2 separate regions of the Homo sapiens genome follow, and region 1 is linked to region 2. Evidence: read pairs that join two places in POLR2A ChIA-PET (ENCODE). Cell type or tissue: OCI-LY7. All regions are shown on one strand. Links, peaks and the distances in the headings refer to the core of each region. The heading gives the core; the rest is flanking DNA.

Region 1 (2,915 bases), core at 90-2,589, 120 kb before region 2:
AGGTCATCACCTCTGCCTCTACAATTAGACAACTGTGACAATTACCCTGGAGCCCAGCTGAGAGCAAGCTGACGCCAGAAACCCGAGGCCACCCCTTTTATTCCACAGACTCTTGCAGGCACTGCTGCTTCTGCCTCCTGCTCTGAACCGAGACCATCATCCCAGGGCAGGAGCTTGGCTCCCAAGTCACTGGGAAAAGCTTATGGGCCCCATCTGCATATCATGGCCGAACACACCTGCCCTCATCTGACCACGGGTTTTCCTTCCAAATGTGGTTTGTGCCAGGCAGAGCAGTCAGGGAGACAGAGCATGGCTCTCTGCTAAGGGTGTAAAAAGACAGGCAGTGAAACGCAGCCTCCAGCCCCCGCCCCTGCCATGTGGCTCACCCTTACAAGCGACAGCTACCTGCCATGGCAGAGGAGCCCTCCACGGTGACCTGGGGCGTGCTGCCGTGCAGGTTGGAGGATACATGGCCCATGACGGTGTCAATAGTGTCGATGAGACTCAGTACCACGGCGCTGTCCTGCAGCAACACAAGCACCAGGAGCCATGAAAATCCACCCCACTCAGCCAGGGCACCAGGCAGGTGCACCAGGCACACAAAATCAAGTTTCCCCACGTTGGCCACGAGGGAGGAAGAAGTCACACAACTGCCCCTTCCCATGGATCAGGAGGGGACCACACGGAGGCCACACACCCGACTGAGCTCACGGAGCATGGACACAGCCCAGGTGGACCCATCACCCCAGCCATCGCCGGCTCCTGCATTTCTACACTTAGACACGGGGACTGAGGGGACCCAACTCCTGGTCCTGCCTCCTCCCTGAACTCACAGAGGGACCCTCAGCACATCCCAGACCCTCCCCCTACCTCCCTGTGCTTCACGAGGAGGGGCTGATCGCCCCCAGGTCCACTCTGGGATGGGGACACCAGCAGCTCTGTCCCCTTCTCCATGAAGGGTGGCTGCTTCCGAGGTGCCGGCACCCAGAGCTATCTCTGGCTGCCTTGACTTCCCAGGAGCTTGCCTTCTACTCCAAGAGCCCTCTTTCCTTTCTGAGTTCCAGAGCAGAGGATCCTGGTAGACACTGCCCCCAAGAAAGCAGGGGGCCCTCATCCTCAGACACACATCACCAGGGGAGAGGCCTCTCTTAAGCCCTGCTGAGCTGGGCCAGTGAGCTCTGCCTTCACTGCTTCTCTTCCTGCCTTTCTGGGGAAGCACCTGCCTGCTGCTAAGTCCTCAGCATTCTCCCACAAACACGCACTTCAGAAGAGCCTCATGAGCTGGAAATAGAATGCTGAGGCCAATTTTAGATATTTGCTTTTAGGCCCATAGCCTGATTTCAGTCACCAGGCCCAGTTAAGCACATGGAAGTCTGTGTTTCTGGCATGCAGTTCTGTGGGGTAGAGACCGATTCATGCATTCTCTTTAATGCATATTGGACCCTGCCTGAGTCTGGACAGTTTCCTGGTTATTCATATTTTGTAACAGATTTGCATATTTTGCATTCAAAAGCAGTTAATTAAAATCATGCACAAAATACGTCTGCCTGGATACTTCCATTGGCTGTCCTCTGGGTGTTCCCAGCCTGCAGCTTTGGACACAAAGTCCCCTTGAAATCATGAAAGAGGTCAAACCTTTTAAAAAGGAATTGTTTTCTAGGTAAGACTGTATCCATCTTACATTCTTGAGCCTTTTTTTCTCCCTTTGCCACTGTTAAACCTAATCTCATTCCACTTGAAATTATTCAAACAAAAGTTTATCAAATGTAAACTCTAACGCAATCTTATTAATAATGAGAGAATAAAATGCCACTTCTGCCCTCAAACTGGCAAACATTTTCAAATATTATCAGGGCTTAGGAGAATGAGCACTTTAATATCATGGTGGTGTGGTTGGGACCCTTCTGGGCCAAGGCAGTTAAGAGTCCTCCTCACCCTTCTCTGCCCCTGCCTGGCAACCTTGGAAACCACATATTGAGAAGCCAGCACCGGAAGACAGATGGAGCCAGGATCCCTGAGTATCTGGGTGGAGAAGAGGCTCCTCTGACTCACTCTGGACTTTGCATGGCAGAGAAGTAAATTTCTACTGTGCTGAGCCACTGAGATGTAGGGATCTATTTGTTACTGCAGTGCACCCTGGCCTGTCCTGACTAATACAGTGTTGCAGGTGAATACTTAGTATCATTGGAAAGTGTTATTGACATAATTAAGGAAAAACAAATTAAGTCAAATATACAGTATATCTGTTGAATACATATATAAGTGAATTGAAAACTAGACTATAAGGAAATATACAAGAATGTTAATAATCTCAGTTTTAGGATTTGAAGTGATTTTTATTTTGTTTTTTATTATCTGCATTTTCTAACTTCTCCACAACTATTTATTTGTTTTCTTTTTAAATAAGTACAATCAAGTTATTTTCAGAAATATAGGAAAAATTATTTCATTCTCCTTTCTAGCTATTTTGAGTAAAGAGAACAAGAGAAGCTTTTTTTCTGCACCTTAATCATGAAGTACATATTGTCATGTATTCTCCTTTTTCTTACTAAATCCAGTGACTTTTAACATAAAAAGCTTTCTATTGTCATTCAAGAATGATGGGATGGTAAAGAAAAAAAAAATACATATTACATGAAATGACCAGGATGAACCAAGTACACATTTCTCATGGGGAAAAAACCATCATTTCCTTCTTCCATGTTTAGGACAGTAACACATTACTGACACACGTGCATTTCTTTTGCCTTAGAGGACAAGGCATTCTGAATCAGTTGCATGTCTACTCAAAATGAGCTCTTATATCCCAGATGTCAGGACTGGGAGATACATCATTCTTTTTGTGGATGTGACTGGGCCATATTATGCCACTTCTAGGAAGACAAAATGGTTCCCGAGGCACATACGTTTTGAAG
Region 2 (2,915 bases), core at 260-2,759:
CTAAAAACCCTCCGCATGAAACCCACTCATCCTACCCACACCCTCACTACTGATCTTTATAGTGTCTCCGTGGTTTGGCTTTTCTGGAATGTCATATAGTTGGTATTGCGGCCTTTTCAGGTTATTTCACTTAGTAAAGTGCATTTTTCTCCCATGTCTTTCCATGGCTTGATGGTCGAGTTCTTTTCAGTGCTGAATAATATTCCATTTCTGGATGCACCACAGCTTATCCTTTCACCTGCTGGAGGACATCATGGGTGCTTCCAAGCTTTTTCTACACGGCCTCTAGTAGAATTTTGAAAAGTGTAACTACTTTTTATCATGAATATCTCTAAACATAACCAGCAGAAAACAGCACCTTCTATTGGAATGGTGAAAATTCAGGACACGGACAACACCAAAGGCTGGCGAGGTTGTGGAGCAACAGGAACGTTCCTTCATCGCTGGTGGGAATGCAAACGGTACAGCCACTTTGGAAGACAGTTTGGCAGTTTCTTACAAAACTAAACAGTATCTTACCATATGATTCCTCCATCCTGTTCCTTGGTATTTACCCAAATGAGCTGAAAGCTTAGGTCCTGACAAAACCTCCACCTGGATGTTTATAGCTGCTTTCTTCATAAATGCCAAAGCTTGGAAGCATTTTGGGAGGTCAAGGTGAGAGAATCACCTGAGGTCAGGAGTTCGAGACCAGCCTGACCAACAGAGTGAAACCCGTCTCTACTAAAAATACAAAAATTAGCTGGGCGTGGTGGTGCCCACCTGTAATCCCAGCTACTCAGGAGGCTGAGGCAGGAGAATCGCTTGAACCTGGGAGGTGGAGGTTGTAGTGAGCTGAGATCGCACCACTGCACTCCAGCCTGGGCGACAGAGCGGGACTCCATCTCAAAAAAATAAAAATAAAAATAAGAAATAAAACAAAATTATACTGGAGAAGTTGGGGTGCAGCTGGCATAAGAGACATTGCTGGTTTGATAAGTGTTTCAGGCACTGAGCTAGGAGCTCAAGACATAAAGGTGAGCCGGCCAAGTTCTTGCCTATATGTAGCTTAGTACAGCCAGTGAAAAGCAACTGGATGATGTTTGTCAAAAGTCTCTGTGTTCATACAGTCTTTGACCTGCAATTCAGCTCCTCAAAATTCATCCTAGGAAATATGTACACTTCCCAAAAATAGCTGTATATTCAGTGTGATTTCAATCAAAATTCCCAGTGTTTTTTGTGGAATTTTCATGGAAGCATCGAACATAGCCAAAACTCTTCTTAAGAACAGAGAGATAGGACTTGGTTTATCAAATATAAGCACTTACCAAACTACAGTAAATTTTTTTTTTTTTTTGAGACAGAGTTTCTTTCTTGTTGCCTAGCCTGGAGTGCAATGGCACAGTATTGGCTCACTGCAACCTCCGTCTCCCGGGTTCAAGTGATTCTTCTGCCTCAGCCTCCCAAGTAGCTGGGATTACAGGCATGTGCCACCATGCCCGGCTTGTTTTTGTATTTTTAGTAGAGACAGGGTTTCACCACATTGGCCAGGCTGGTCTCAAACTCCTGACCTCAAGTGATTCACCTACCTTGGCCTCCCAAAGTGCCGGGATTACAGGCGTGAGCCACTGAGCCCAGCCTATAGTAATTATTTAAGACAGTGTGATACTGGCCCAGGAAAAGGCATGCTGACCAATGGAAGAGAACAGGGAGGCCAGCAACACAGTCATATTATGGATGTGAGCATGGGATGGACGGCATGTCAGATCAGCACAGAAGGAACCATTCATTAGCTGGAACTGGAAAAACTGGTCATCCACAAAAAAAAAGACAAAATCAAACCCCTATCTACAGCTGGGCATGGTGGCTCACACCTGTAATCCCAGTACTTTGGGAGGCCGGGGTGAGCAGATCACTTGAGCCCAGCCTGACAACATGGTGAAACCCCATCTCTACCAAAAAAAAAAAAAAAAAAAAAAAAAAAAATTAGCCAGGCATGGTGGTGCACACCTGTAGTCCCAGCTACTTGGGAGACTGAGGCAGGAAGATTGCTTGAGACTGCAGGGGCAAGGCTGCAGTGAGCCTTGATCGTGCCACTGCACTCCAGCCTGGGTGACAGAGTGAAATTCTGTCTCAAAAAAAAAAAAAAAAAAAAGAAAGAAAGAAAAAGAAAAGAAAAGAAAAAGAAAATCCCTATCTTACACTATATGCAAAAAGCAACTCCTGATGGATCAAGGTTCATCTGTCAAAAACAAAACTTAAAAATTCCTAGTATAAAGTGTAAGTGAAAGGCTGGGCTCAGTGGCCCAGCCTATAATCCCAGCACTTTGGGAGGCCAAGGTGGGCGGATCACCTGAGTTTGGGAGTTCGAGACCAGCCTTGGCCAACATGGAGAAACCTCGTCTCTTCTAAAAATACAAAATTAGCCGGGTGTGGTAGTGCATGCCTGTAATCCCAGCTACTCGGGAGGCTGAGGCAGGAGAATTGCTTGAACCCAGGAGGCGGAGGTTGTGGTGAGCAGAGATCGGGCCATTGCACTCCAGCCTGAGCAACAGAGCGAAACTCCACCACAAAAAATAAAATAAAATAAAATGTAAGTGAATATCTTTTCAACTATGGGATAGGAAAGGATATTTTAAACATGAACTGAAAGAAGTATCAATAAGTTGAACCATATTAAAATTAACAACTTTTGTGAATCAGGAAGACTTTAAGTGAAAAGAGACGTTACAAACTGGGGAACATTTTGCAACATTCCTTTGGTGAGCATGTGTTGTAAATGTCTTTTTGATCCAGCCATTCAATTCTGTGTATGCGTGTGTGTGTCCAGCCAAGAGAAACTCTTGCACATGTACAACACGAGATGGAAAGGAGAATGTAGTAACACGCTTCTGGAGATCAAAAGCCTGGAGACACTTACTCACCACAGCTGTAGG

What was found. Peaks named below come from ENCODE experiments on the same cell type or tissue, not always from the same donor. Only the 100,000 strongest peaks of a DNase experiment are listed, where the experiment ranks them.
Region 1: POLR2A ChIA-PET joins it to region 2 with 7 read pairs; 3 of 35 experiments call an interaction of 5 or more read pairs at or near these places.

Annotation. Positions count from the first base shown.
Region 1 is chr12:131,000,793-131,003,707 of GRCh38, reverse strand. ADGRD1 (adhesion G protein-coupled receptor D1) reads right to left here. Exons shown (of 25, transcript NM_198827.5): 10 at 406-523. Among named protein-coding and RNA genes, the nearest start is that of ADGRD1-AS1, 8.3 kb to the right of the region's middle. RefSeq lists an enhancer at 1,103-1,312. In OCI-LY7, for the core only: no CTCF peak of the experiment used is centred there; a DNase peak (open chromatin) is centred at 1,197; H3K27ac peaks cover 994 bases.
Region 2 is chr12:130,883,811-130,886,725 of GRCh38, reverse strand. No RefSeq gene overlaps it. Among named protein-coding and RNA genes, the nearest start is that of RAN, 13 kb to the right of the region's middle. In OCI-LY7, for the core only: no CTCF peak of the experiment used is centred there; no DNase peak of the experiment used is centred there.